Linked DNA regions of Mus musculus: regions 1, 2, 3, 4 and 6 are each linked to region 5. Evidence: chromatin loops called from intact Hi-C (ENCODE). Cell type or tissue: left cerebral cortex. All regions are shown on one strand. Region 1 holds the start of Chrm5 (cholinergic receptor, muscarinic 5). Region 2 has its middle 5.2 kb from the start of Chrm5. Region 3 overlaps Ryr3 (ryanodine receptor 3). Region 4 has its middle 5.7 kb from the start of Emc7. Region 5 holds the start of Katnbl1 (katanin p80 subunit B like 1). Region 6 holds the start of Emc7 (ER membrane protein complex subunit 7).

Evidence for each region. Peaks named below come from ENCODE experiments on the same cell type or tissue, not always from the same donor. Only the 100,000 strongest peaks of a DNase experiment are listed, where the experiment ranks them.
Region 1: a loop joins it to region 5, with 8 times the contacts of the local background. A loop is called at or near these places in 31 of 42 quality-filtered maps.
Region 2: a loop joins it to region 5, with 3 times the contacts of the local background. A loop is called at or near these places in 30 of 42 quality-filtered maps.
Region 3: a loop joins it to region 5, with 7 times the contacts of the local background. A loop is called at or near these places in 5 of 42 quality-filtered maps.
Region 4: a loop joins it to region 5, with 7 times the contacts of the local background. A loop is called at or near these places in 22 of 42 quality-filtered maps.
Region 6: it touches region 5 in a loop (4-fold over the local background); 23 of 42 quality-filtered maps call a loop at or near these places.

The regions. Positions count from the first base shown.
Region 1 is chr2:112,479,689-112,484,688 of GRCm38, reverse strand. Chrm5 (cholinergic receptor, muscarinic 5) reads left to right here and starts at 3,872. Exons shown (of 1, transcript NM_205783.2): 1 at 3,872-5,000. The coding sequence starts at 3,920. In left cerebral cortex, CTCF peaks have their summits at 2,719 and 2,924 (motif pointing right); DNase peaks (open chromatin) are centred at 1,443, 1,887 and 2,928; H3K27ac peaks cover 1,397 bases.
Region 2 is chr2:112,473,123-112,478,122 of GRCm38, reverse strand. No RefSeq gene overlaps it. Among named protein-coding and RNA genes, the nearest start is that of Chrm5, 5.2 kb to the left of the region's middle. In left cerebral cortex, no CTCF peak of the experiment used is centred here; DNase peaks (open chromatin) are centred at 2,658, 2,888 and 4,905; H3K27ac peaks cover 1,564 bases.
Region 3 is chr2:112,765,697-112,770,696 of GRCm38, reverse strand. Ryr3 (ryanodine receptor 3) reads left to right here. Exons shown (of 104, transcript NM_001319156.1): 49 at 4,368-4,458. Among named protein-coding and RNA genes, the nearest start is that of Gm22676, 270 kb to the right of the region's middle. In left cerebral cortex, a CTCF peak has its summit at 2,807 (motif pointing right); a DNase peak (open chromatin) is centred at 2,831.
Region 4 is chr2:112,446,793-112,451,792 of GRCm38, reverse strand. No RefSeq gene overlaps it. Among named protein-coding and RNA genes, the nearest start is that of Emc7, 5.7 kb to the left of the region's middle. In left cerebral cortex, a CTCF peak has its summit at 1,990 (motif pointing right); DNase peaks (open chromatin) are centred at 1,285 and 1,985.
Region 5 is chr2:112,376,110-112,381,109 of GRCm38, reverse strand. It overlaps Katnbl1 (katanin p80 subunit B like 1), which reads right to left and starts at 1,899. Exons shown (of 10, transcript NM_024254.3): 1 at 1,753-1,899. It also overlaps a transcript of Emc4 not described here. In left cerebral cortex, a CTCF peak has its summit at 1,999 (motif pointing left); DNase peaks (open chromatin) are centred at 1,505 and 1,951; H3K4me3 peaks cover 1,798 bases; H3K27ac peaks cover 1,104 bases.
Region 6 is chr2:112,453,078-112,458,077 of GRCm38, reverse strand. It overlaps Emc7 (ER membrane protein complex subunit 7), which reads right to left and starts at 3,053. Exons shown (of 5, transcript NM_133749.2): 1 at 2,778-3,053. The coding sequence starts at 3,010. In left cerebral cortex, a CTCF peak has its summit at 661 (motif pointing left); a DNase peak (open chromatin) is centred at 3,097; H3K4me3 peaks cover 2,313 bases; H3K27ac peaks cover 1,333 bases.

The DNA.
Region 1 (5,000 bases), 100 kb before region 5:
CACTATTTAGAAAACAAATATTGTGATGGTCAATCTATCTATCTATCTATCTATCTATCTATCTATCTATCTATCTATCTATCTAATCTATCTATCTTTGTCCATTAAAATGGGTCTCGAGCTGGGCGGCAATGGCGCACGCCTTTAATCCCAGCACTCGGGAGGCAGAGGCAGGTGAATTTCTGAGTTCGAGGCCAGCATGGTCTACAAAGTGAGTTCCAGGACAGCCAGGGCTACACAGAGAAACCCTGTCTCGGAAAGAAAGAGAAAGAAAGAAAGAAAGAAAGAAAGAAAGAAAGAAAGAAAGAAAGAAAGAAAGAAAGAAGAAATGGGTCTCAGTATGTAGCCTTGACTGGCGGAGAGCCTCACTAGATAGACCAGGCTGGCTCTGAACTCACAGAGATCCACCTGACTCTATGTCCCAAGTGCTGGAATTAAAGTCATGCACCACCACGTCCTGGCTGTTTGTGACAGTTCTAAAACAAAGCGTTGACCCCCTACAAATATAAGTCTCGTACAACAAACACATCTTTCTGAATTTTCTGTAATCAGGCCAACTTTTAAAATAGTTCAGCTGCCTTCTTATACTTGGAGAGTATAAGAAGTGTGAAAAAGAAGAGTGGAAAACATTGGTAGGATTTCTTAGAAAGAAATCTGCTCTTTTTCCTTTTTCTTTTGAACCAGCATCTCAATAAATTGGCCTTTTCCTAACTCTGGAGTCCAGACAGGCCTTGAATTGTCCATCCTTCTATCTAAGCCTCCAGAGTACCTGAGCTCTTAGGCCTGCATCGCCAGGTCTGACGTTCCACTTGTTATGTATTTTAAACATCTGCATCTACTACTTAGGGGTACTCACAGGACACAGAGGGATTCTAGCAGTACCTATGCTGTAAGCCCCAAGTTCCTGCCCGTTTTATTCTAGAGGTGATAGAACGATCAAAGCCCATGAGGCTCTAATGGAATTTGTTAAAGAGCTTCAAGGGTTCAGGCTTAGAGAACTCAAAATTGATGGAGCCATCCCTAAAATATACACTGCAAATTTCTACTGCCCTCCACACTCTAAGCTGTTGACCAGGTTTTCTGTAACAGACATTATCAGAAGATAATTTCCAGCCCTGCCATCACTAAACACAGCAGCTGGGATCCGTACTCTTATACTCCATCTTCCCTTGGGATACTATTGTTGGACCTCAGTTCCAGTCCCAGGCAGTTACTTCTGTTGCCACGTTAGGCCCCATGCCAGCTCACTTATCTGGAGACCAGAAACTCTAGCATGTTCTCCCATGTATCAGTTTTACCTTCTAATGTGCCATTCTCATTAGCATGAAAATGTGGTTTATTTCCACTTTTCTTTAAAAATAAGAAAAGGCCAGGCTAGACAGATGGCTCAGCACTTAAAAAGCACTCGCAGCTCTGCATGAAGGCCAGGATTCAATTCCTAGCATTCACACGGTGGCTCACAACTGTCTGTAACTCCATTCCTAGGAGACGACTCCCACTTCTAGCCTCCAAAGGGCACTTCATGCCTGCACAAACATGGTGCACAGACATCCATGCACACATAACCACTCTCCTCCTCGTCCTCTTTCCCATGTCCACACAGCTTTCTGACCACCGCAGCCCCCAAACAATTTAACAAGATACATTCTGATCTCCTTGGAACTAAACCCAGGCTCAAGCATCAGTCCTAATCTTCCTAGATCAGTCAGCCTTGCTTGAAGCAGGGGATTGCTGTCTCCTCAAGACATTCTCCTCCTGTTGCTTACAGGAAAACATGTGTTCATTAGGAGTGCAAAGATGAATATAGAATCTTTGCTTTTACTTCTTTTGGAAAGAGTTTGCTGCCAAGGAATTCTGGACTTTGTGACTTTCCCATAAATCTATCTACAGCAGTATTTCCAAGGCTTTTTATGACATGGCACACATAGAAAAATAGTAAGTTTCCAGAAGTCTGAGAATACTGCATAAGACAGAAGGAAAAGGAGCCCCACCCTCACCCCAGAACTGGGAGGAAAACACTCTCTCTCTCTCTTCCTCTCTCTCTCTCTCTCTCTCTCTCTCTCTCCCTCCCTTTCTCTCTCCCTCTCTCTCTCCCTCTCTCTCTCTCTCTCCCTCCCTCCCTCCCTCTCTCTCTCTCTCTCTCTCTCTCTCACAAACACACACACACACACACACACACACACACACACACACACACACACACATCCAGTGACTCCCTGTCTAGTCCTCGAATTTAAACTGTCTCACCGGCTTTCCTGTCCTCAGCGACAGTGCAGCCATTTAATATCCTCAGGAATAGGCCTTTCTGTCCCTGAAGGCCCAACTTTCTTCCTGGATGGTTGATAAAGCCGAGTAATATTAAGCCTCTCAATTCATGTGCTGGCACATCTCTTTTATGCTCCAAGGCACTTAGCACACTAATAAGCACCATTTTTAAAGCCAGTCAGTTGAAATCCTGCTCCTAACATTATCGCTTCAGACACAATGAGAAGTCATCTCTTCAATGAAATGAACCTTGGACTGCACTTCTTCTTTATCAGTCAAAAGAAGTGAAATACAGGTCACTTAATAAGAGCTGCCTAAAACTTTGTTTCTTCACACATTCCTTCGACAGGAGTTCTGGAGTTCTTCCTGATATTTAACCCACTGTGAGCACTTGTGTTTTAAACCTACTGCTTCTGGTTGCTACATCTGGTGTTCATGTCCAGTTTATGTGTCCCAAATTCAAGTCTGTCACACTCACACTCACCTTCCCCCTCCCCCAACTCCACTTTTATCCCCCACCCAACCCCCATTCCTGCCCTCCACTCCTCCTTCTCCCTCCAACCTCCCCCTCCCTTCCTTTTAAGCAATTCTATTTTTTCTTTTCTTTCTCCCTTACCTTCTCAACCCCCCCCCCTTTTATAAAATTGCCACAAGAGGGCAGCAGTTTCACACATATGAAAGATGCTCAGGCATTGAGGGCTGTTTGAAAAAGCAAAAGGATTATACAGTTAAAAAAGGGCTGGTGGTCGCACACGCCTTTAATCCCAGCACTTGGGAGGCAGAGGGAGGCAGATTTCTGAGTTCAAGGCCAAGCCTGTTCTACAAAGTGAGTTACAGGACAGCCAGGGATATACAGAGAAACCCTGTCTCGAAAAACAAACAAACAAACAAACAAAAAAAAAACCAAACAAACAAAAAAGTAAAAGACACAAAGTTGGGTGGGTGGGTGGGTGGGTAAGGAGGGGTGGGTCTAGAAGGGGTTGGGGGAGTGAATATGATCAAAATACAACATATGGAATTCTCGAAGAACTAATACATTTTTAAAAGAATAGCCCTGATAAAAATGTTACTACTGATGGCCTAGCAATTTCTATGGATGAAGAATGGTTTCAGTGGGAGAAGCAGGGAATGAGAGAGGGCAATGAGACAGGAAGACAAAATTCATTTGTTATGTGTGTAAAAATGTCAGAATTTTTCATTGAAAAACATGTAATTGAATTTTTATAGTCAAAGTCCAAAATTCATTAGGCAGAAGAATTTTGCAATGATAAAAATTATATACATATATTACTATACTGTTATCCAATGCAATGATGTGTACAGATATATTTCTAGAATGTTATCCAAAATGTATTTTGCCTTCTACCTTATACTTACCTTAAGTATTTCAACACTATGAATAGTTTTGATAATTAATTTCTTCAGTGGGGAAAAAGGTTCAACAATTCAGCATCTTGTTCTACGTGCACTTCATAATTTTGTTAGCAATGATGAACCCTAAATGAAAAAGAAAACTATGCAGAAGTGTGTGTGATGAGCGGAACTGACCTGTTTGTGTTTCTTCCAGATACTGGCCAAGAAGAGGGGAGGTAGCTCCAAACAGAGAGTAGCGCCAAACCTTGGACCAAATCTGAGTGTAATTTCTTGAGCCAGGATGGAAGGGGAGTCTTATCACAATGAAACCACTGTCAACGGCACCCCAGTAAATCACCAGGCTTTGGAACGCCATGGACTGTGGGAAGTCATTACTATTGCAGCTGTGACCGCTGTGGTCAGTCTGATGACCATTGTCGGCAATGTCTTGGTCATGATCTCCTTCAAAGTCAACAGTCAGCTCAAGACAGTTAACAACTATTACCTGCTCAGCTTGGCCTGTGCAGACCTCATCATTGGCATCTTCTCCATGAACCTCTACACGACCTACATCCTCATGGGACGCTGGGTTCTCGGGAGTCTGGCCTGTGACCTTTGGCTTGCACTCGACTATGTAGCCAGCAACGCTTCTGTCATGAACCTTCTGGTGATTAGCTTTGATCGTTACTTTTCCATCACAAGACCACTGACATACCGAGCCAAGCGTACCCCAAAGAGGGCTGGCATCATGATCGGCTTGGCATGGCTGGTCTCCTTCATCCTCTGGGCGCCAGCCATCCTCTGCTGGCAGTACTTGGTCGGGAAGCGGACAGTACCACCTGATGAGTGCCAGATCCAGTTCCTCTCTGAGCCCACCATCACTTTTGGGACCGCCATTGCCGCTTTCTATATCCCTGTCTCCGTCATGACCATACTCTACTGCCGGATCTACCGGGAAACAGAGAAACGAACCAAGGACCTGGCTGACCTCCAAGGTTCCGATTCTGTGGCAGAAGTCAAGAAGAGAAAACCGGCTCACAGGACCCTGCTCAGATCTTTCTTTAGCTGCCCTAGACCCAGCCTGGCCCAGAGAGTACGGAACCAGGCCTCCTGGTCATCCTCCCGTAGAAGCACCTCAACAACGGGAAAGCCAACCCAGGCCACTGATCTAAGTGCTGACTGGGAAAAGGCTGAGCAGGTTACCAACTGTAGCAGCTGCCCCTCTTCAGAGGACGAAGCCAAGGCCACCACTGACCCTGTCTTTCAAGTGGTCTGCAAGAATGAGGCCAAGGAAAGCCCGGGGAAGGAATTCAATACCCAAGAGACCAAGGAAACGTTTGTGAGCCCTCGGACTGAAAACAATGACTATGACACTCCCAAGT
Region 2 (5,000 bases), 97 kb before region 5:
ATACACAGGTCACTGTCCTGTGTGGGATAGGTGTGCTACTTGGACAAACAGGAGGGGGATGTCTTCTTCTTCTTCTTTATAGGTCTTTTATATTTGAAAATAAAATGACTTCCTTGTTGAGACCTATCCAAATTCACCCAAAAGTGAGAAGCTCATAAAAGTACGCTTGAGGGTTCAGTGCAGCTGGCCATGGTCCTTAAACATGGAAGCTTCACTATGGGGAGCCCAGTGATGTCATCCCCCCCCCCTTTTTTGGTTTTTGAGACAGGGTTTCTCTGTATAGCCCTGGCTGTCCTGGAACTCACCCTGTAGACCAGGCTGGCCTCGAACTCAGAAATCCACCTGCCTCTGCCTCCCGAGTGCTGGGATTAAAGGCGTGTGCCACCACTGCCCAGCTAGTGATGTCATTCTTGCCACACATGCAGGAGGCACTGGATTCAACCCACAGCACCAATGCAAACATATAAGTTTCAGCTTTAAAAAAGAAGTGTAAGCTATAATGATATAAAAACAAAATTACAGACATACATTTGTATGCTGGAATTACTTAAAAACAGAATTTAACTGAACTATCCAAGTATTTTTATATAAACCAACTGGAAGTGCAGTGGTGCTCAGTAGAAAGCGCTTACCTGGCACGCTCAAAGCCCTGCTGCATTTGAGTTTAAGAGACAGACAGGACTGGGGAAAGGTGAACTCAGATGCTTCTTTGATGATTCTGAAAATAATACATGTCCAAGAAAATTAAAGCTATGAAATAATAAGTCAAGTTAGTGAAAGATACAGGGTAAAAGCAGGGCAATGGTTCACGAACAACTGACAGGTGGAAACTCCTGCCGGAAACTTTATAGCTAAATCTGCTGATATCTTTTGATGCTGTGTTAAAAGATTCTCTACACTTTAGCTGGGTGTGGTGGAACATACCTGTAATCCCAGCACTTGAGTGGTAGAGACAGCTTTGTCTCTAGCAAGATCCTATTTCAAAAAGAAAAAAAAAATTCTGGATTTCATTTCACTCAATGGAAGCCAGCTCTCTTTTAACCCCATTTTCTAAGATGATGGAAAAAAGAATTGACCTGGTTTCCTGAGAATCAGGTGTGTATCTGAGTTCTTCCTTTGATCCAAAAGAACGGAGTTACATACCAAGGAGGCTTCAGGATGGGAGACTCTTGGACAGGACAAGGCTAGTCCAGATGGCCCTCTATCCTATCCCTGCAGAATCTCATGTTGAGGAGAAACATGTTCGATGCACCTAGTTGTGGAGCCCTGGTGAAGAGCAGGTTGACACCTGCCAAGAACTTAGTAGAAATACTAATTGGCTCAAATCTCCGAGACAGAGGTTCCCAGGCCTACATGATACCAGAAGGGTGTGGCTTTACTTAAAAACCTGCTCTACCAGCTCCACACATGCTTGATTCTTTTCCTTTAAAGTCTTGGCTGCTGGCAGAATCCGAAATCTCTCCATGAAAATGGCATTTTTAACGCTGTGCTGAGTACTCGGCATTCACAACAGAGAGGTAAGCCAGTTAGAGCAAACTTACCCAGAACTGGAATGGGGAGCGTCTTGCTCCTCGAGACACACGGAACACTCTACTGTCACACAGAACCAACCCTTTTCACTTATCTTTTGAGAAATTGATCTTTATCATTGATTTTGGAAAGCATTCATGTGTACAGGGCTCCTCATGTCCATTAGCATAGACAAAGCACACCCCCAAACTACCTGAGAAAACAAAGGTTTCCTAGAGTCAGGCTGTTGAGTGGGTCCTTCTGAACGCAGACATCCAATTGTAAAGTACAGGGACTGGGAAGTGGGTGGGGCACAAGCTGACCAGACCCTAGGCCTGGGCCCCTGCGTCCTTAGCTGTGTCTGTGATGAACTATTTCCAGCTTTAACTAGCTATTTGTTGAATGATACATGCTGTCAATAATGTGCTTTGTTTCTCCTTGGCTGTGCATTTGGTGACAAGTCCCAGAATCTTGGTTTTCCATTCATGTTTTGGCAAAACAAAGCCCGTCATCAGTGGGCCTCTGCTTTGACCCTCTGGTGAGAGTCCTCTGAGGATAATGCTGTCCGTTCTTTGTAATTGTTAAATCTGTACCTGAACCCCTGGGTTTGGGTATATGGGTGTTTACTGTAAATATCCAAATCACAGGAAAGTATACTGTACTTGTGTCGTTCTGGATACTAAAGAAATGTAACCACACAGTGATTCCATGGAAAGTGTTAAAACTGGAGAATGCTCTCTGGTTAGCATGATGGACCCATCTGTATCAGGGTCCTACCCAGCTCTGCATGGCCTTCCCCTTTAAGATAGGATAAAACTATGGAATACACATCTTGCTACTTTCTGTGATTTGCCATTTCAGTTACCAATGACCACATTAAGATTAAATAATGATGATTTTAAAAGTCTATGGCTAAAATTCTTCCTTTCTCCTGTAGCACAAGGGCTAGGGACAGACCTAGAAACACAACTCTTCTTCTCAGACAGAGACCCTGCACCAAAGGCAACAGCTCCACTTTGTCACGTCATTTCACCACCACTGAAAGTGATTTTAATCGCCAGCTTCCTCTTGTCAGTTCATCAGTGAGGTTCAACATTATGCAAGCTCTCCGCTGATTTAAGAAAATCTAGATGAGTGGGTGAGTGTTAGGAATAGAGCCAGAAGCACATTTTTAAAAGAACAAACTCCTTTGAAGTTAATTTTGAACTTATATAAAAGCTGAATAAGTACTACAAACAAATTTTTACCCTTCATCTACTTTACAAACGCATTAAAATTTTGTCCCATTAATGGGCACTCTCTCATTTTTTAAAAAATGTACACACAATGTTTTTCTCAGCTTTCTGAGAATAGGCTGTCTTCCCATCTCACTGTGTTTCTTAAGAACAGAGTTACTTTATGTAACCACTGCAGGAATTCAAAAAGCAGGAGAACTGCCCTGGCTACAATGTTGTTCTGTAGTCTATAGACTGTAGTCAAATTTCAACACTTTGTACAAATGCTATTTACTATAAGAATTTCTTTTTCCATTCAGGAGATAATCTAGGATCAAGGAGAACACTGCCGTGGCATGGTTAGAACCCTTTAACCTGGGGGAGGGCCTCAGCTTTTCCTTGCCTTTCATTTCCAGGCCCTTCTGCATACTAAGCAAGCGCTCACCTGGCCAACGATGTAATGTACAGATTCAGTCCCACAATGGTTTTGCACTTTTCCTCCCCTGGAACTCACAGTTCTCCAGTCTTAGCTTTCTTTTTTTTTTTTTTTTTTTTATTATTAGGTATTTTCCTCGTTTCAGTCTTAGCTTTCTGAGTACTGGGATAATAATCATTAGCCACCCCCACCCTGACTTAATATTTGTAAATAAGTAAAATACTAATGTTTATAAAAACCAAAACTATAAACAGATTTACTCAAAGAAGTGTCCCTCTGCCCAACATTTTTTTAAATCCCATTCCATCATGGCCTAGTTAATAGTCTCTGTTTCTTCCTTTTATTCTTTAACAAAACAAACAACAAGGTGGCTCAGTGGATAAAGTTGCTTGCCTCCAAACCTGAGTCCCATGCCCAGGACCTATGTTGTAGAAGGTGAGAACCAGTTCCTGCAATCTGCACCTCTGCTGGCACAGAAACAAAACAAAGAAATGAAAACAAACAAACAAAAAAAAAACCTTAAAATTTCTTTTAGCCGTTTCTTCAGTGTTTGCACCCATTTTTTTCTTTTTCCAATTTTTTTATTAGGTATTTTCTTCATTTACATTCAAATGCTATCCCAAAAGTCCCATATCCCCTCCACCCCCACCCCTGCTTCCCTACCCACCCACTCCCACTTCTTGGGCCTGGTGTTCCCCTGTACTGAGGCATATAAAGTTTGCAGACCAAGGGGCCTCTCTTCCCAATGATGGCTGACTAGGCCTTCTTCTGATACATATGCAGCTAGAGACACGAGATCTGGGGGTACTGGTTAGTTCATATTGTTGTTCCACCTATAGGGTTGCAGACTCCTTCAGCTTCTTGGGTACTTTCTCTAGTTCTTCCATTGGGGGCCCTGTGTTCCATCCAATAGCTGACTGTGAGCATCCACTTCTGTGTTTGCCAGGCACTGGCATAGCCTCACAAAAGACAGCTATATCAGGGTCCTTTCAGCAAAATCTTGCTGGCATATGCAATAGTGTCTGAGTTTGATGGCTGATTATGGGATGGATCCCTGAGTGGGGAAGTCTATGGATGGTCCATCCTTTCATCTCAGCTCCAAACTTTGTCTCTGTAACTCCTTCCATGCGTGTTTTGCTCCCAATTCTAAGAAGGGGAGGTGCCCACACTTTGGTCTTCTTTCTTCTTGAGTTTCATGTGTTTTGCACATTGTATCTTGGGTATTCTAAGTCTCTGAGCTAATATCCACTTATCAGTGAGTACATATCATGTGAGTTCTGTGATTGGGTTACCTCACTTAGGATGATACCCTCCAGATCCATCCATTTGCCTAGGAATTTTATAAATTCATTGTCTTTAATAGCTGAGTAGCACTCCATTGTGTAAATGTACCACATTTTCTGTATCCATTTTTCTGTTGAAGGGCATCTGGGTTCTTTCCAGCTTCTGGCTATTATAAACAAGGCTGCTATGAACATAGTGGAGCATGTGTCCTTCTTACTGGTTGGAACATCTTCTGGATATATGCCCAGGAGAGGTATTGCTGGATCCTCCAGTAGTACTATGCCCAATTTTCTGAGAAACCGCCAGACTGATTTCCAGAGTGGTTGTACAAGCTTGCAATCCCACCAACAATGGAGGAGTGTTCCTCTTTCTCCACATCCTTGCCAGCATCTGTTTGCACCCATTTTTAAAAAATCAGGCATCTACTTGTATTTTGATGTCTTAAAAAAATATCCACCACTTTCTCTAAAGCTCTGACTCATCAACAGTGATTACTTCCCAAATACCCATCCATCCCTTGGGCCCTCAATGTACAAAAAGAGCTGTGTGGACTCGGG
Region 3 (5,000 bases), 390 kb before region 5:
GGTAAGGAACAGCCTAACACATTTCAAATATAAAGGCTGAGTAAAGGTAACCTACATTCTCTTTGTAACCTTCTAACGCCCAGAGGCTTCACTGCAAAGTACCATTTGCCCAACATGAGAGGTATAGGGTTAGAAGTTAACACAGACTCAGGGCTCAAAATGGGCTTTCTTTCCAATATATTGTGCTGGCTGGTCTTATATCAATTTGACAAAATCTAGAGTTGTCTGAAAGGAAGGAAGCTCAATTGAGAAAATGCTTCAGGAAGATCCAACTGTAGGGCATTTTTTAAAATTAGTGATTGATGGGAGGGCCCAGGGCACTGTGGGTGGTGCCATCCTTGGGATGGGTGGTCCTGGGTTCTATAAAAAAGCAGACTAAGCAAGCCATGGGAAACAAGCCAGTAATCAGCACCCCTCCATCACCTCTGCATCAGCTTCTGCTTCCAGCCTCTGCCTCCAGGTTCTGCCTTGCTTGAGTTCCTGTCCTGACTTCCTTTCATGATAAACAGCAATGTGGAAATGTAAACCAAATAAACCCTTTCTTCCCCGAATTTCTTCGTGGTCATAGTGTCTCGCTGCAGCAATAGACACCCTAACTAAGACAATCCCCTTCCAAAACTATATGCAACCACACTGACTACTTCGCTTATCCTAAGGTTAGTATCACTGGGGGGAAAATTAGGTTAAATAGAAAGGACATAGTCTTGCAAGATAGACAAAAAGCTTTGTAGACACACTGACCCACTAAGAGTTATGGAGACTGGAGTTATCTGCTTCACTACCTCGAAAGGAAGAATTCTGGCCTCATTACTTGCCGGTGTGGGCCTCCGCATCTCTCCTCTGGAGACAATGGGACTAGGTGATCCTACAGAACAAATCCTCTCTGTCAGCGTCAATGCTGTACCAATATGAAGAACTGCTGCTGTCTTTGGTCTAGCTTTTGCTGAATCTGACCTCAGGTTAGAGCCACATCAAGAAAGACACTGAGTGTCTCAGAATTAACTCCAAATAGAAAAGCCAGGTTCATGTGACTGGTCAGAACTAGGTGTATCTTCAAAGAAACCAGAGTTTGGGGCAAGTAGACCTGAAATGAGGCTCCACATTCTGTCTCTGTAGTTCAGGGGGCAATGCTCTACTCTTCCCCAACTTAAGTTCCAGGTATGACAGGCAGACCGTTCATAACTGGGTATTTTATTATATACCTGTAACAAGTCAGTGTCTTGGCTAGGGTTCTGTGGCTACAATGAAATGCCGTGACTGGGATGCACGTTGGTGAGGAAAGGGTTTATTTGGCTTCCACTTCCGGTATGACTGTTCAGTGAAGAAAGTCAGAACAGGGTCAGGACAGAAACCCGGAGGCAGGCGTTGAAGCAGAGGTCACGGAGGAGTGCTGCTTACTGGCTGGCCTCACGCTCAGCCTAAGTATAGACTTAGGACCAAGCCCAGGGGCAGGGGCGGCCCCACCCACAATGGGCAGAGCCTTCCCACATCAACTGCTAATTAAGAAAATCCCCCACAGCCCATCTTATGGAGGCATTTTCTCAACTGAGGCCCCTTCCTGGCAGGTGATTCTATATTGTGTCAAGATGGCATAAACTAGCCAGGACAGTCAGTCAACAATAGAGTCAGAGATTTGTTGTCCCCCTTTATTACCATTGAATAGTGATAAGAAACACCGAGTGAATTTTGAGTCATAATTACTAGATTCAGGTAGGACTGTTTCTTTGGGGATGGGTTTTGATTCGCCTTTCTTAACCCAGAGCCTTTTATCACAAGGCAAGTTTTTAGGAATTAAGAACACTGTCTTCTTTTAAAATTTGCAGAGACCTTTAGTAAAAATGCAGAGACCTCCTCATTTCAGCCACTCAGCTTAGAATGCCAACTTGGAAACTGCCTGATGTCACTTCACTGGCTGTGACTTCTGCCTTTAAGTGAGAAGTCTTAGTTTTTAACACATGGGTTCTTCTTTCTTTCTTTTTGCCCATTCATAATTTTCCCAAATTAAAAAATATATATCCTCAGCCATTAAAAACAAAAGTAACAAAAAAGAAGGGTTGTGAAATAGACAAGTTTTGTTCCTTGTCACCTGTATTTGTCCTCCTTGTTGAAGGTGCTTTGATGAATTCTCCTGTGCATCTTCTTTACCAGTGAAGTTCCTGGTCTTGCCTCCGTATCTCCTCAGGTGGCTATGAAAGGAATTTGGGGATTCATGAACTAAAATTAAATATGTGTGTGTGTGTGTGTGTGTGTATATATGTGTGTATATGTATGTATGTATATATATACATACATGTACATACACACACACATATACAAACATAACTCAGGCTGGACAGATGGCTCAGAGGTTAAGATCACTAGCTGCTCCTCCAGAGGTCCTAAGTTCAATTCCCAACAACCACATGGTGGCTCACAACCATCTGTAATGAGATCCGATGCCCTGTTCTGTTGTGTCTGAAGACAGCGACAGTGTACTTATATGCATTAAATAAATAAATAAATATTTTTTAAATGCACTGGAGAGAATCCATAGGGACCTCTTGACTTTCGCTTGGCATCTGAAAAGTAAAAGTTAGCCCCTCTTCTCTCTCCTTTCTCTGTCTCAGAATTTACTTGCACCAAATACCACAGCCATGAACTCAGTAATTTGATAAGTCTTTAATTAATCTTTAATTTCTGTGTTTGACATGTACAGAGTTGTTTTGAGAGAAAAAAAGAAGCCCAAAGAAATCGTTCTAATAATGTGAAATTCCTGGACCAGATGATAATGAAGGAGATTTTAGGGTTGCCTTCAGATCATACCAGCAGGTGGAGTCGGATTCCACCTCTGCAGCTGGCCTGCTTTATCTTCTTCCTTTGCAGCTACATAGTGAGACTGTCTTTAAAGAAAATTCTTAGTTCTGAGAAGTCTCTGGAGACAGCTATAAAGCCAGCCGCATCTTTCTGTTACGTATTTTGCACATAATCACTGAATATATTTTCCGTGCATACAGCCCCACATCATCTTCATGCACAGCCATTGGAAATTAACCTTAAGTACCCCAATTCATTACCACATGCCTCTTTTTTATATTTTAACCACATTCCATTTTCAAACTGGGGCTTTACCATCCACTATGATTTATCTAAGATCTGTGTTAAGACACTCTTTGGTTTGAGGCTTAGTCCTAATTTATGCTGCTTTTTTAATTTTATGTTTTATTATTGGGTGTGCACGGAATGGGTGTGTGCATGTGTGTGTGTAAGTGGGTGCCTCTGTGTGTGTGTGAGTGAGAGAGAGAGAGAGAGAGAGAGAGAGAGAGAGAGAGAAATTCCTGTGCTCCAGGGAACATGCAGAGATCAGAGAACAGCTTTCTTGAGTTGAGTCTCTCCTACTCTGCCGCAGACCCTCTGGGCCCCTTTGTCTGCGTGGAACGGGTCTCTAGTCTCAGGTGGACAAAGCGTAGAATGATTGACAAACAGACGCACACAGGAGAGTTCGTGTGGAATCTGAATATAATTTTTCAAATCGAACATCAGACTTTTTATGCAGAAGACAATAAGGAAGTTGGGTGACATACCCGCAAGGTACAAATGAGGTAACCGGATGCTTAATGACTCTTACACAGAACAGAGGAATGAAAACGCAAAGACTGGCAGGAACTGGGCAATAAAATAACCGAGACAGAGTCAGCCCTATCTAAGGTCAGCTATAGTCTTAGAAGCCAGGTGTGAGAACTTTTCACTCCTAGGGCGAGGGCTTTCACACCCAAGTCATGGTTCTAACTAGGGAGTTCCGTTCTAGCTAACCATCTCATGAATAATGCAATACTCTAAAACCACAGCCCGATCTACTTCCTAAACCATTGTAAATTCTTGTATATGGGAGCGACTTTGCTTTTATTGATAGTGTAATACCAGGGGCTATTCTGAATGTCACTGTCTAGCTCAAGGACGTTCTAGGACTGTTGGAACACTGGCGGAAGGCTTTAGCTATGTCAGAATTCAATCTTAAAAGGCACTTATAATAAGATGATACTGAAAGAGAGCACGTGGATCCATACACTAGACTAACGTGGGAATGGAGAATCAAGGGGACACCAGACTCCAGGAGGAGAGCTTCCTTGAAACTCTTTTTGCCTCATGAGCAGCTTTTAGGCATCCCTGCCTGACAGGCTGACTCGGCCGGAGTGCCATGGCACCCTTCTGGAATGGGAAGGGATCAAATACAGGTTTGCACACTAAGCATTCTAGCCCACCGAGTCCTCTTGCTGGTACTAATATGTGCTTTTTTTCCCCCCATTGTCCTTTGTTTCTCCTCCCTTCCTCTCTTCACCGTTCTGTATTTACTTTGTCCCATCTTTCTGTTTTCTTACTCTATACTGCAGTCATTTGAGACCTTCCATGTTACAGCAACTCCTGCGTCGTCTGGTTTTTGACGTGCCACAGCTCAGCGAGTACTGCAAGATGCCCCTTAAGGTAAGCATCATGCTCACCATAGAAGTGCCGTTCATGGCACAGGCGGGGCGGGGCTGCACAGAGTGCACACAATTAGAGAACCGAAATGTGTATTCTCTCTCTCTCTCTCTCTCTCTCTCTCTCTCTCTCTCTCTCTCTATTATTACTTCTTTTAGTATTTTGTGTGTACCAGAATTTTCCCTACATGTATGTCTGGGCAACATATGCACGCAGTACCAATAGAGGCCAGAAGAAGGTGTTAGCTTCCATGGGACTGGAATTATACACGGTTCTGAGTCTCCACTTGTGGCCAGGAATCAGACCAGGGTCCTCTGAGAGCAGCCAGAACTCCAGCTCTCCCTATGGTCTTTTATTCAGAGGATCTAAAATGTCCCTTTTCATCGTGGTTTTGTGCTTTTTTTCCCTCTTGTTACAGATGCTTTGAATTTCTTTTTCTTTTTTCTTTTCCTATTTGTTAATGAAAAGAACACAGAATTTTTTTTAATTTACTTTCTTATTCCTATAACTTGTCTCTTATAGCCCCATATTATCTAGTCCTGGGT
Region 4 (5,000 bases), 71 kb before region 5:
AGACTCTTGGGAGACAGCTCTTTTAATAAGGGAACAAAGGCTACTTAAACCGTAGGGGGCGGGTAAGGGCTTTTGGGGTGAGTTACATCATTGTCCATGGCCTGGGCACTGGGGATACCTCATTTGCATAAGGAAATTCCAGATGCTGCCAAACATGACTTTATAAGTGGATTGGAAGTTTGGCTACTGAGGTTGGGGACAAGGCTGAACATAGGCCTCGGGTTTGGGGTGGGGCAGCAATCCTACCCCTGTCAATTTTAGGATTAGAATTCCAGGGTTTGGCAAACCTCAACCCAACTCTTGCTCTTGGCCAGCTCCCCACTCCCCACTCCCCACTCCCAGTCCCTCAGCTCCCTGGCCCCACAATCTTTGACCTTTTCTCCCCATCTGTCTTAGTCAGGGTTTCTATTCCTGCAGAAACATCATGACAAAGAAGCACTTGGGGAGGAAAGGATTTATTCAGCTTACACTTCCATACTGCTGTTCATCACCAAAGGAAGTCAGGACTGGAACTCAAACAGGTTAGGAAGCAGGAGCTGATGCAGAGGCCATGGAGGGATGTTCTTTACTGGCTTGCTTCCACTGGCTTGCTCAGCTTGCTCTCTTATAGAACCAAGACTACCAGTCCAGAGATGGTCCCACCCACAAGGGGCCTTTCCCCCTTGATCACAAATTGAGGAAATGCCTTACAGCTGGATCTCGTGGAGGCATTTCCCCAACTGATGCTCCTTTCTCTGTGATAACTCCAGCTGTGTCAAGTTGACACCCAAAACCAGCCAGTACACCATCCTTCTCCTAAATGCAACAACCAAGGTCTCTGTTCTCTGCCTCACCACGAATGGGATCTGCATTGTGTTGCAGACTTAGGGGAAAACCATGTGTTTGCAAGGAAGACATTCCATCAAAGACAAAAGCGCCAAAATGGCATCACTGATCACCAGGTTCACTTTGCCGGAGGGCTGAGCCCTCAGACAGTTTCAGGGTTATTTCAAATCCAGCTAGGGCAGACATAACCATTATTGAATCACCGTTAAAATATGAGACTGTGTAGCAGTGCCCCAATCCTTAACTGCTAGAGTGGTTTTAGAAAACACAAAGTAAACTAACACCTCTATAAAACGATAAAAATGTTACAAATATGCCCAAATAAAAATAACTTCAAAGCAAGTCTTTATATTTTTTTTTCAAGTGTATTTTTTTTCTTCTTTGTTGATACTTTGTTGCACCGGTTCTGAAAATGAAGAGGGGAACGTGGGAGTTGCTTTTTCTGTAGGAGTATGAGCGGAAGAAGACAAGCAGCAAACACCGACTGAGATCTGTCTCCCGCTCTACCTTAGTCCTTAGTCTACTGTCACTTAGCAAAGCATCTAGTATTTGGAAATCCTCGACTGTCAAACGCAGGACTCCACACACTGACCAGAGGACACAAGTCTAAGGGCTCATTTCAGACATGGTAGAAGTCTGTTATCTGCTGTTTTCTAAGTAGGATATGGTTTGTATAGATACCCAACTCCAAATTATAGGAGAGGCAGTCTTGCAATACCCCCCCTTGGGCCTGTGTCTAATATAGAAACTAAGCACAGGAAACTGTTCTAGGAAGACCTTAAGTTTGATGTACTTTGCTTGTTCAGACAGACTAACCTTGCTGCTTTACATCCTGGAAGGTTGACCCTTCAAAAATTGCAAAAACTCTTCTCTCTTCTTCTATCTTCCAGAAAACTGACTTTTGCTAATGGACTGTACCAGGAAAGGCTTTTCAGTTTCCTTTAACAATGCCGCAGAAAATTTAGTGATGAGGTAAATTTACAGTCACTCCTTCCCAACTTTCCATGGTTTTCCTGTTTAGACGTCAAGCAGGTGGTACTTACCTGAGCTATTACTTATCCTTGGTTATTAATGATGATGTGAAATGTGGAGGTGATTTGTTCGTCACCCAGACCTGCTCTTTTCCACCCTCTCTTCTCTCTGGGCCCCCAGCCTTTTCTTGTTATTGCCACACGGGGGCAGAGAGGAGTGTGAAATAGGGAAAAAACAGAACAACATCCAGAATTTAAGAATTTTTTTGAGTGTTGGATTACACATTCAGATGTTATTTCTTCCTTTTTGTAAAAGCATTCTTTGTGTTTTTGATATTTTTGCAACAGTTTGTAGTTAATTTTTTTAATTAAAGAAGCTGAAGTATTATTTATACATATACATATATGTGTGTATAGTTATACACATGTAGTTATATGTATACATATGTATATATACATATACATACGTATATACATATATATACACACATATATACACATATAACTATATAACTATTGAAATTTGAATCAGCACTTCTCCAAAACCAATTATCCTCCCTTGCTGGAGTTTTCCTAATCACTTACTGACATATTTGGGGATGGGTTTGGCCATTTCCCTCTGTCTCAGTATTCTGCTTGTTAGTATTTGTGTGGTGTCATGGTGATCCTCTAGCCACTTTCATGTACCAGCTTTCTAAATAGAAGAAAGGTTAAAAGGGAAGTCAGTGTTTTTTTAATAGAGTAGCCACTGTAATTCCTAGGAAACTTCAGCTATGCTAATCCCCAAACACTCTGGTATTTATTTGGGGATGACTTTTGCCCTCTTGAGTTTTCAAATCATATTTACTTCAAACAGTTAAGCTAATCTCTTTCACTCAAATAGACTGTAGTCAATTCTTTTGTATATTTTTAATGTCTGTTGCCCACCTAGGACTCTGGGTTTCAAACTCTCAAAAGCTATCTCTAAAGTTCTTTGCAGTGAAATGAATCATCTGTCTTTCACATAGGGAAGTTAGTATGCTTCTATGTCTTCCAGAAATAGATAATAATGGAAATGTTTCACTTTATTCATTTTACTTGAATTTCTTATCTCTTCCATCAAATTCTGTGAAAACTAAAAGAAAAACAAATTGAGGAAGAATAAAATATGATAAATAACTTACAAACATGAAGAGGAAACATCTTAGATTGTAGGAAATGATAATATCCTAGGTCTCCTGGCATATTCTAGATCAAGTGCTTTGTAAATATTAAAATGTATTTCTCAATACTGTACTGTGTTTGAGTAATAGTGGCTGAGAAGCCAACATCTAAGGTGGAAGAAGCTATGGTACACTGATTATTCTTGTGTGTTAAGCCTGGACTGTTCTAGTGGGCACAGCTTTTCACTGGCTTGGGCTGCAGTGTAGGAATGTCCTTGACACCATGGGGGTCTAGTTTAAAGGATTAGCTCAGAGCAGCCACAGAACATGCCATGTTCAACACAGCAGTTGAACTTGAGCTTCACCCAGGGAGCTTGAGCCTTTATTCAGTCAGTCCCTGGGCTCTGCCTTTCACATGCCAGCCCTTAGAAAGCACTGAGCCTCTGTTTACAACTGCACAAGTACAATGGCTGTAGTTCCAGGATGTCTTCATTTGAATCTAAACTTTGTAAAAAATTGTTGTAAAGTACACATTCAATTTACTGTCACAACCATTTGAAGTTCACATTTAGTTGACGTAAGTTTCTATGTAGTGTTGAGCAAGACTCCTTCCAGACCCTTTTATTTTAGGGAACTGAAACTACATCTATTAAAAAACAAAACAAGGGGCTGGCGAGATGGCTCAGTGGTTAAGAGCACCGACTGCTCTTCCAAAGGTCCGGAGTTCAAATCCCAGCAACCACATGGTGGCTCACAACCATCTGTAATGAAATCTGATGCCCTCTTCTGGAGTGTCTGAAAACAGCTACAGTGTACTTACATATAATAAATAAATAAATCTTTAACAAAACAAAACAAATTTAAAAACCTCATTGTCCTCCCTTGCCAACCAACTGATGACCACTTAATTCCTTTATGTTCCTGTGAATTATCTGGGGCTCATTAAATAGGCTTACAGAAGGTGTCTTTTCATGTGTAGCTTACCTCACTTAGCACAGCAACATCATTGAGGTTCATACATATTGGAACATATGTTAATTTTCTTTCTTTTAAAACTGGGTGAATGGATTCAATTGAATGTACATGGTATGTTTTGCCCATTCCTTCAGGCTGCTTCCATGTTTGCTACTGTGGGTATGAAGAGGGGCCTACACACAGCTGTGAAGTCCTGCCTCTCCTTCCTTTGGGTCAGACAGCCGTTCTCTTTTTGCTTTAGATGGAGGTATCACGCTGTTTTCCAGGATGGCAGTACCATTTAATTTTGCTACCAGTAGGGCAGTGTTGCAGGTTGTCTACACCATGTTAGACCTTGTTATGTTTGCTTTTTATTTCTTTGGGGTTCCTTGTGTTGGTTCACATAGAAGCCATGGATCAGGGTGTGGGTGGCCTTGAGTTGCATTTTCTTTACATCCATAGATCTTTTCTCAGGCTCTGTGTTTTATTTCTTTTGAGCTTGTTGGCCTTTCTGTGAGGAAATCTCGTCATCCCCTTTCCTGCATTTTTTTTCAGGTATATCTTTCTTCTCTTTTAAAAATCTTAGCTGAGAAAGATACAAAGTTTGTACATATTAGTAAGGGACCATGAAGTGTTTATGCATGTATATGTTACCTAATGTTTAAATAACATTTAAACATATTTATCTTCTCAAAACATTGGTAATTTCTTCCTAGTGAAAAATTTCCAAAGATTTCTTTCTAGGTATCTCTGAGCCTCTTGTTCCTATGTAGGCATAAGTTAGTACTCACTGATAAACCTTCCTTCTTCCTCCCTTCTCCTCCTCCACTTCTTTCTGTGTGTAAGACTGAGACAGAGAAAGAGAGAAGAGTCTCACATTGTAGTGTATGTAGTCCAGGATAGTCAAATTCCTACTGTGTGGCTCAGGCTGACACTGAACTTTTTCAGTCCTATTTCAGCCTCTTGAGTACTGGGATGATATGTGGGAGCCACAGTAACCAGCTCTCCTCTTTATCCTTACCAGCCTTACTCACCATTCTACTCTCAGCTTCTATGAGCTCAACTGCCCCAGATTTCATATGCGTAAGATCATGTGATTTTCATCTGA
Region 5 (5,000 bases):
TAACTTACTGTTCCCATTAAAAGTAATTTTTGGTCTGGATTCCTAGTCTTTGAACAGTTTCTTCAGTAAAATACCCTGCCTCCCTTTCTATAAATGTCTTACACAAGCCCTTCATTTCTTAGCTGTATAGCAGATTTACCCAGTCCAGATCATCATACATCACTGCCCCAAGGAAGAGTATATTATTTTGTAACTAATCTCACACCAAACTAACTTCCCTAATACCTGTTGCCTGGCACATTTCTTGAATATAGCTCACTGGATCCAGTACTGTGCTGGACACTGAGGCAATAGAAACCTCAGTAATTGCTGAATGAAGTTTCAAGGTTTCCATATGAATAAGTGCTGACTACTGAAGGTAGCTTACTCTTGAGGTGTTTCTCTGCAAGGTGTTATGAAGTATACTCATTCCAAATACAAAATAGTGTACCCAGTTTTAAAGAATCATGTTTCCAGCTGTTCTCTGGTCTCTGAAAAGTGAAACCATAAACCTTATTTCTATTTATCTTAGAAACATTTTTTTCCCTCAAACACAAAAATTAATCGTGGTCAATACGAGCAGGGAATGTGGTTGGTGTGTGGATTCATTCATGTGTAGTGTACACAGAGGCGTACGCACATAAATATCTCCGAAGCTCAAGCAAATGAAACAACACTTTGGACATTAGTAAGATCAAGGCAGAGGAGGCGGCCCTGTGGCTTTGTGGAGCAAATAACTATGTAACCCTACCTAAGATGACTTCCCCGTGCCTTTTTCCCGTGTCAAAATGATGATAATACTACCTATTCCAAAGCAGCACTCTTAAAACAACTCTTAGCACACAGAAAACAAAATAAGTAAGTTATTACTCGTTATGGCTTATTACAAGTCCAGCTACTATCCAAGCAAAAAGCCTCCATGCATAAACTTCTGACTTGAAGAAGCTGATTTGAAAGAGAGAAGAGGGCTGGAGAGATGGCTCAGCCGTTAAAGGCTAGGCTCACAACCAAAAATATATGAGAGAGGAAAAATCCTGAATGATTTTGTATAAAGTTTCAGATATTAGGTGGACTGGTGTCTCAGCGAGCTCGTTAAGTACGAAATCGGCAATAATTATAGAATTATCTCTTCCAGTTACTTTTTTCTCCAGATCTGCCAAGAAATTGATATAGCTGTTTTCAAGGGACTTTAGAAGCCAGTACAAAACAAATCAACTCTTTGTTATCTCCATGCCTAAGCTCAGTTAAGCACCTAGGTACAATTACGGAATAACTTTTCAGAAAGCACAACGAGGTTTTAAAAGTTGCAGTCAATGATTCTTATGCGGCTATGTCAAGTTTCTGTCCTTAGAAACAAAAGCCGATCTGTCTGGGACTCAAAAATTCCTCAGAAAAATAAGGAAATGCCTCAGCCGGGCCTAGGCTGCTCTGGGGAAAACCTGTCCTCGCAGAGCAATCTTCTCACGCGCCCCGTCTTTCCCCGTAGGGTGCAGATGTCGACTCCACCCGAAGATAAATAAATGACAGTAGGTTTGATCCATGCCTCTCCTGCCAGGACCCCCGAGGCCTGCAGCTCCAACCTCCAGACAACCGCTCGCCCGGGGGCTCCGCGGGAGACCGGGGGCCCCACCCGCCTGCGTCCCGCCCCGACCCCGCCGCCCAGCCCCGGAAAGGCCGCTGCCGCGGGGCCTGCAGGTGGGCCCGGCCAGCTGCTCAAGAAGCCCGCCGCGCGAGCAGCAGCGAAGGCCCCAACCGGGTCCGGCCGTCACTTACCGGCGCCTCATGGTACCGCAGCGCCCAAGCTCAGCCACTGTGCTGATGAACCGCTCCCGGCAGCTCGGAGCGTCCCTCGGATCCCCAGCCGGGCCCCACTCACAGCCATTCAAACACCGCCGCGCGCGGCCCGCCGGGATAGCTACCCCGTGGGCGGCCAGCCGGGCCCCACCCAGCTCAGACTCCGCCCCCTCGGATGCCTGCCGGAGGGGGACCAGGGTGCGGGGCGGCGGCGCCCCCTCGTGTCCACAGGTGCGTCCGACGCTTTGCCACAAGAACAGTGGACCTGCGGGTAAGGGACAATCTACACGTGGGGCAATCTGCTGTTAAAATCGTTCAGGAGAAGATGAATATTCATTTTCATTTAAACCACCAGGGTATAGTGGTTAAAAGCGTGGACTCTGGAACTGTGCCACTTTGGACGAGTCACAAAACGGTGTGCTTTTGAATTCCTCATCTGTAAAATGGAAATGAGGAAAATGCATCTGCCTCAGTATTGCTGGGGATAGCAAATGGGTTAATACATACAAAGTAATTTGGAGAGTATGTGGCTCCTGGTAAACACTACATAATTTCTGACTGTCTTGTTTTCTGTTACGTGTCACACTTCCAGAATCTCTTTTAACAATTTTTATCAACTTTATTATTTAAAAAAAAAAAAAAAACCGAAAAATTTGCAACTCCCAGCACCCTCCCTACCCAAAAACTCACAGACTGCTGCAACAGTCTTCAGACAAATGTGTATAATATAGGTCCTCTCCTCAGAAAGCAAGCTCAGTCTTCTTCGGTTGGGAACAAGACTATAAGATTAGGATTGGGCCGGGCAGGGTGGTGCACGACTTTAATCCCAGCACTTGGGAGGCAGAGGCAGGCGGATTTCTGAGTTCGAGGCCAGCCTGGTCTACAGAGTGAGTTCCAGGACAGCCAGGGCTACACAGAGAAAACTAGTCTCGAAAAACAAACAAACAAACAACAACAAAAGATTAGAATTGGTTCTGCCCCTGACATATTTTTAGTTACTGAGGGCAATTCCCTTGACCAGAGCCTGCTCAGGTTAAGCCACTGGTCAAGGGTAGCAAAGATAAGACTAAGTTTGTCTTCTGTGGTTGTTGTCCCCAGTACAGCAGCCAAGCAAGTAGGGCATTTGATGCAAGTCTTCCTCATACATCCCGTGGCTCACTTTTTTATATGCTCCTGAAAGAACTCTTAGGTCTTAAGGAAATGGCTGCTTAAGTTAAGTTCATCAACATGTTTAAGGATTTCCTATGCACCTAGCAGACTTGTCTCCAGGTGTTATAGACAACAGGAGGTGGCTTGGAAAGTCAGAAAGAGTGGTATTTGCAATACACCACACTGAGTGAGGTCATGAAAGCTATATTCTAAACGATGTGGATATTCAGAGCTAAGAGGCCATTAGTTAAGTATAATGTCATATATTTGTCCTCTGCAACAACAGGGCCCTAGCTTTAATCAAAAAAAAAAAAAAAAAAAAAAGTAACAATGAAAACATTGAAGCAGCCAGTTATGGGAATGGGAAAATATTTCTAGACTACTTTGTGTGAGCAATGTCTTTGAGAGCTGCTCAGATGATACCAAGCACAAGCAGGCACATGCCTCTATGTGTAGCCACACCTGCAAGCTCCATCTGGGTGAGCCAGTGAGAGGAACCAGGCCAGAGAGAATACTTCCTAAACATGACTTCTACCAAGTAGGTGGTGGTGCTTTAAAATAGAAGCGTAACGCACATGAAGTCACTTTCACTCAAGGTATTTCTTCATCATCCTAAACATGAATTTCTTGACGGCCCACTATGCAATAAAGATTATTCCTGGGCCCTCGGCAGAAGAGAATAAAGAGAGAAAAAACATGTTCCTTACCTCAGGAGAGGCTGGGCGGTGTGGTAGCAAATGGCAGAGACCTGAGACTCGAAATCTGGTTTACTAACAGAAAAATCTTATTGAAAGTAAGGCGTCCAGATGCCTAAAAGTAAGAAGAGATCTTCAGTGTGCTCATTTATGGAACTTATTAAAATATAAACTCTCAAATCCAGACCCAGATTTTAAGGTTTATACCGGTAATGAGCTGCCAAGGTGTCCCGGTGTTGAGGGATGTTTTTGTGCGCTGTGTATTCCAATGCCGATTTCTGTACCCGGAGGTCTGGGGTGCAGTCCGGATTTTGATATTGTCATTATGATGAAGGATTTCCTGAATCCTTATTTTGTAGAACTTTGTTCCCCAATCATTTTCTGATTGGTCAGTAAAGATCTGATCAGCCTAAAGTTGAGGAGGAGAGTTAAGGCAAGACTTCCAATCCCCGGGAGAGGGTCCAAGGTGGAGAGTCGCTAGGGCGTCTCCATTGAGAAGAAGGAGGGGGGGGGGGGACCAAGATGGCAGGTAACACCACGTGGCTGGGAGGTGACTGGCCAGGCTGGCTCAGAATCCTGCCCAGCTTAGTGCCTGCAGCTTTTAATAAATGCAACAGGTCTTTGTGTAGTTATGTCAGAACAAAGGAAGGTGTAGAAAAACCCTGTGCTTTTACATCCTGGTTCTTGTATTTTAACATATAGAATAAAGAAAGATGTCTTGATATTGCAACTTTTGAAATACAAATTGTACCATTTTGATATTGAGAACACCAATACCTTTCCTATCAATAAATTGAATTTTTTTCTTGATACTCAATAAAGTTTCTTTTCCTTTTTCTTTTCTTTCCTTTCCTTTCCCCTTCCCCCTTTCCTCTTTTCTTTTCTTTTCTTTTCTTTCCTTAAAGACGTGTGGCATGGGCCTGGGGAAATAGTTCCGTTTGTCTGTAGTACTTGCTTTGCACAGGGACCCAAATACAATCCTCAGAATCAATCCGTATTTTAAAAGCTAGCAGTGATGGCACATGCCTTTAATCCCAGTAATGAGGAGGTGGAGACAGGTGGGTGAATACCAGGCCTCCCTGGCCAGCAGGTAAACTACTCAAAATGGGGAGGAGGGCTGTGGAGCTAGTGGCGCTGGCCTTTAAACCCAGCACTGCGGGTGGGGAAGGAATATAGACAGAGGCAGGCAGATCTCTGAGTTCCAAGCTAGCCAGGTCTACAAAACACATTCCAGGACTGCCACCCTGTATCAAATAAATATGAGATCCAGAACTGATGGAACTCATGTAAGGGTGGAAGGAGAGAACCAACTCCTGTGAGTTTTCTTCTGATCTCCCCTTACCCAGTTTTTGCACATGTAAACACACACACACACACACACAC
Region 6 (5,000 bases), 77 kb before region 5:
GTAGCCTCTTCCCCTCCTTGTCCCTCTAGCAGAGGTGGTAGTAATTTCTATGTTAGTTTGGCTTTCATGCATTATAGGATAAATACTGCTGAGGCTGTAAGCTCCAGGGTACTGCATAATCTGATGTTTCTTTATATCACGATGAATAGACTGTTTTAATCCTTTGATTAAACTCTATGTGAACTATTCTAATTTTGGTGCATATTCTGCTCTTTTGTTTTTGGAGACAAAAGTCTTACTATATAACCCAGGATGGCCTCAGATTCATGATGCTACTGCCTCCCTCCCAAGAGCTGGGACATAAGTGTGCATATTACATCCAGTCATCTTCTATTTCTTTATAGACACTGATAACAACCTCAAGACACTTTTGTTTGAGCAGAGGGGAAAAAAAAGAAACTGATGACTATTCAACACAAATAGAACCAGAATTACTAAATGAAAAAGCAAATCTCAGCATGCTAGGAGATACCTGTAATCTCACGAGGAAGTGAGCACAGGAGGACGTGATTGTATGAACCACAGTGAAACTATGTATTTAAAAAATATTCAAGGGCTGGAGAGATGGCTCAGCAGTTAAGAGCACTGACTGCTCTTCCAGAGGTTCTGAGTTCAAATCCTAGGAACCACATGGTGGCTCACAACCATCTGTAATGGGATCTGATGCCCTCTTCTGGTGTGTCTGAAGACAGCTACAGTATTATAAATAAATAATTATTTTTTAAAAAGTCACAAGTAAGTAGTATATAAGCTTATAATTTCAAAACAAAATAAAACAAAACAAAACAAAACAAAACACCTGGCAACCACCTAACTGTCCAAAAGCAGAAGACTGGAAAAGCGAGTTGTGATTTATATGCACATTATGATATGAAAAGTGGCTTAAGTGCTCTTTAACCCACTTCCTCTCACCTCCATTAGTAAAGTTCCAAGCTACTTCCCTAGAAACCAAAAATATAGTCAAACTTGTGTGCTGGTTATTCAAAAAAATAAGACAAATTACCAAGCCTATTTCCAACAACACTATCACCATAAGCCGGTCAGTGGTGGCGCATTCCTTTAATCCCAGCACTTGGGAGGTAGAGGCATTCGAAATTCTGAGTTCAAAGCCAGCCTGGTCTACAAAGTGAATTCGAGGACAGCAAAGGGCTACACAGAGAAACCCTGTCTCAAAAAGCCAAAAAATAAAAAGCCTAAAAACAAACAAAAAAAAAAAGACTATCACCATAAAAACCACATCGACTCTCAATTAGCCCTCTATATGAATATAAGAGCATGAATAAAAACATGTTCATAAATGTTAAATGAAAATTATGGTCTTATATGCTTTACTCTTAAAGACAAGTCATATGATTCTACAGAGTCAGAAAAAAATTTACTATAAAACATTAAAGGTTATTATCTTTCTGTTGCATCTTTTAAAAAGAAAATATCTTATTTATATTTTCTTCAATAAACATTTATTTATTTGTACTTGGACCTCTTGCATACTAAGTCCCACCACAACACTGTACCACCAGCTTTTTTTCCTTCTTCTTTGAGACAGGGTCTCAACGAAATAGTTCAGAGTACCCTTTAGCTTATGGTCCTTCTGCTTCCGATTCCTGAGTAGCTGAGATGCTAGGTCTATGTCACTGTGCAAGGCTAAACATATCTAACAATCTATATTAAGTTGTAAAATATCTTCAAAATAAAAATAGGAGGTTTTCAAATGTGCTGCATACGGCAGAAGTTGACTACTCAATTAAGCCTTACCTCCCACATCCTAGTGGGAATTTATTACTAATGAAACATTAATTAGGACAAAATTTAAACAATACCCTAATGCCAAATAACATTAAAATATTGGTTGTCAACTTGCCATTATTTATTAATCTGAGGTTGAATATCCCACAAGGGAACATCAACAATCTGCAGAAATAAGCAATTCAAGTTGAAACATCCACATTTAAGATGTATGGTTGAAGTTGGTCTATAAAGCCAGCAAAGAAATATTTTCTTTCAACTCATAGTTTCAACTCCAAATACTGATGGCAAAATTTAAAACATATTCGTGGCTTGAAGAATGAAAACGGACTGCTGACAAAGCATTAAGAAATTCAACCCACCTTCCAATCTAAACATAAATCACAAACTCTTAAGAACAAGAAAAGAACAACTAGGCGTAAGGAATCTCGAGTAACCCTGGTCTGACTTAAATGACGACTATGATATCGCAAATCCCTCGATGAATTCAATTGTAAAAAGAACAATAATCACAAACTCGGGCCCCAAAAAAGCACTCTTTGATTAGGGACTTCTGGGCCCATTAATTTTAGAAGCAGGACCATTAGCCTTACAGTCTATGTCATCACTGGGAGCCCTTTGGGCTTTGACAATTCCCACTTGTTCAGCATCTTTCTACACAACACCAAGCTATCAGAAGAGTGACATGGAGAAAGCAACTAGGTTTCAGAAACACTAGACAAAATGCAAAGCGGGTAAAACCCAACAGATAAATGAGACTCCCCTGGGCCCAAGTATGATCTGTCTCACACTGGAGCCAAAATACGGCTACAAATAAATGACCGCATAGGTCTCGGGCGCCTGGGACCACTGTCCGCCATCCTCGTTGCTGAAGTACCTGACTGCCTCTCAAGGTCTCCCAGCACAAACCGTTAGTGGCGCCGGTGCCTTCAGTTTCTGACAGCTACACTGAGGGTCCTGACAGCTGTCCTAGCTGGATACCCTTCCAGCGTCCGCCCCAATCGCTTTCCTGCTGCCCTCGGGATGCTCACTTAAGGAAGCCGACATGCTCTTCTCCGTCTACCAGCACTCGGGCCGCGGAGATCCAGTCCTGAGGCTTCACCCCCGGAACAACCGCACGTCCCTCGATCTTAAAACGATCTCCCAGGCCGACCCCACTACCTCCCGGGCCCTCGGCAGCAGCCCCAGGCACCTCCGAGCTGTGGGCATCTCCTGATAATAACAGAAGCAGGACGGAGAAGAAACCCCACAGAGCACCCGCCATGACAGCAGCTCTGAGGAGTCAGGCCTACGGCCCGGAAGTCCTACCCCGCCGCAAGGCCGCTAAAGCTGCCGCCACCGTCGCCAGCCGATGTCGTCATCATCCCGAGCCGGATCCGGCCCGGAGCTTGTCCACGCCCCGGAGAGAAGTTGTGACCGCTGACTAATCAGGAGAAGGGGCGCAGGATCAACGCTCCGAATGACCCAGGGCTGGGGCTTAAAAGGTGGCGAGGCTTTTAAGTAAAGATGCCAGGGCATGTAAGGCGAAGTAAAGCTGGCAGAGAGTTTTGCTGTGGCGTCCACAGTTGCAGGTCTTATCGTGGGCGTAAAGGACCATGAGACCGAGAGGAATGAGGATCTGAAGTGTTGAGTGCTGTGTCTGTAGCTAACAACATTCAGACATCGACCCTATCACTTTCTCAAGGTTCTTGCTAGCTCTAAATAGTCTCCTTTCTACCACATATCTCCGTAAAAGACCCTGTGCACTCTGCCTCCATAGAAAAGTTAAAAAAAAAAAAAAAAAGAGTGAAGCTCCCGATGGAGAGTGGAAATGCAGACAATTTGGGCTGAAAAGGAAAACAAAAAGTTTTTTAAAATCTATATCAAAAAATGGTGATCCATGTTTAAGTTCGCGGAGAATGTTTATTTTCATTCTGTGTTAATGCTTTGGTTTTTTAACAAACAAGGTTGCAGACTGAGAAAGTGAAGCACTCACTATAAATGGTAAATAAAATACCTAAGACACAGACAGGGCAAATGGCCAGACCACCAGAAAACAGTTACCTTCGTAAAGCCATGCCGCGTCTAGCATCCTTCTTCCAGTTCTTAATTCTTATTTACCAAGAGTGCCGCAACCCTGCTTCGTTTCTCACTGTTTCGTTGGCTAACATATTCTTTTCAGAGTTGATGCTTACCTGCCTTAGATAACTCAGTCATTGAGCAGAGGCCTAAATACTGTAAAAATTCATCCATCTTCTCTTCTACTAATACTCTTCTACTAATTCTCTTCTATTCAGTTTCTCTGGTATAGAGTTTTTCTTGCTACAGAAATTAATACACCTAACTTTATGCATGTTTCTAGTGGTCTCTATCTCCATCCCTTGACTCTGTGCCCAGAAATAGTCTATAAGCAAAAACATAAAATTAAAAATATACATATATGGGGGTAGAGAGATGAGTCGGCTGTTAAGACCACTTGTTACTCTTGCAGAAGACCTGAGTTCAGTCCCCAGCCCCCACACTATAGCTCTTCAAATTCCAGGTGATCTGATACCTCCACAGGCTAGTTCACATACATACATACATGTGAGCAACATCCATATACTTGATATTAAATAAATATAATATGCAACATAATGTATATTTATTTGACACACACTATTATATAAATAGTGCTTATTATATAAATAAAACCAGTATGTTGTGAATTCCTCCCCCATCGTGAGTTTTTTTTTAGATAGGATTTCATACTACAGTCCAGACTGGTCTTGAACTTTATCTGTTCTTCAGCCACTGAAATGCTGGAAGGATTGACATAAATTGTGAGCCATCACAATTACCTCAATATGTAATTTAATTAAAATTAATGTGTTATAATACATATAAATATATAAATGTATGCAGCTATAATGCATCTCTATTTTACATGTATATATTTGTACACCATCTATCTAATAGCAAACTACAAATGCAGTTCTTCATTTTGCCCTTTTTCCCTAATGTAGCTTGGAAAAAAAAATCTCTGTTTTTGGTCTATGTTTTATAGACAGGGTCTTATACCATAGCTCAGTCTGCCCCAGAATTCACTATGCAACCCAGGCTAACCTCAAACTTGTGGCAGTTTTCCTGTCTCAACCTCCCTAGTGCTAGAGCTAGTGCTGCTCTTGGCTGTAAATTATCCCAATGGTATATAAATGTTTCCTCATTCTTAAAATAAGGCTACCAAGTACCCCAGTATATAGATTTCCTGATTCCCTACTAAGAGACGTTAAAAT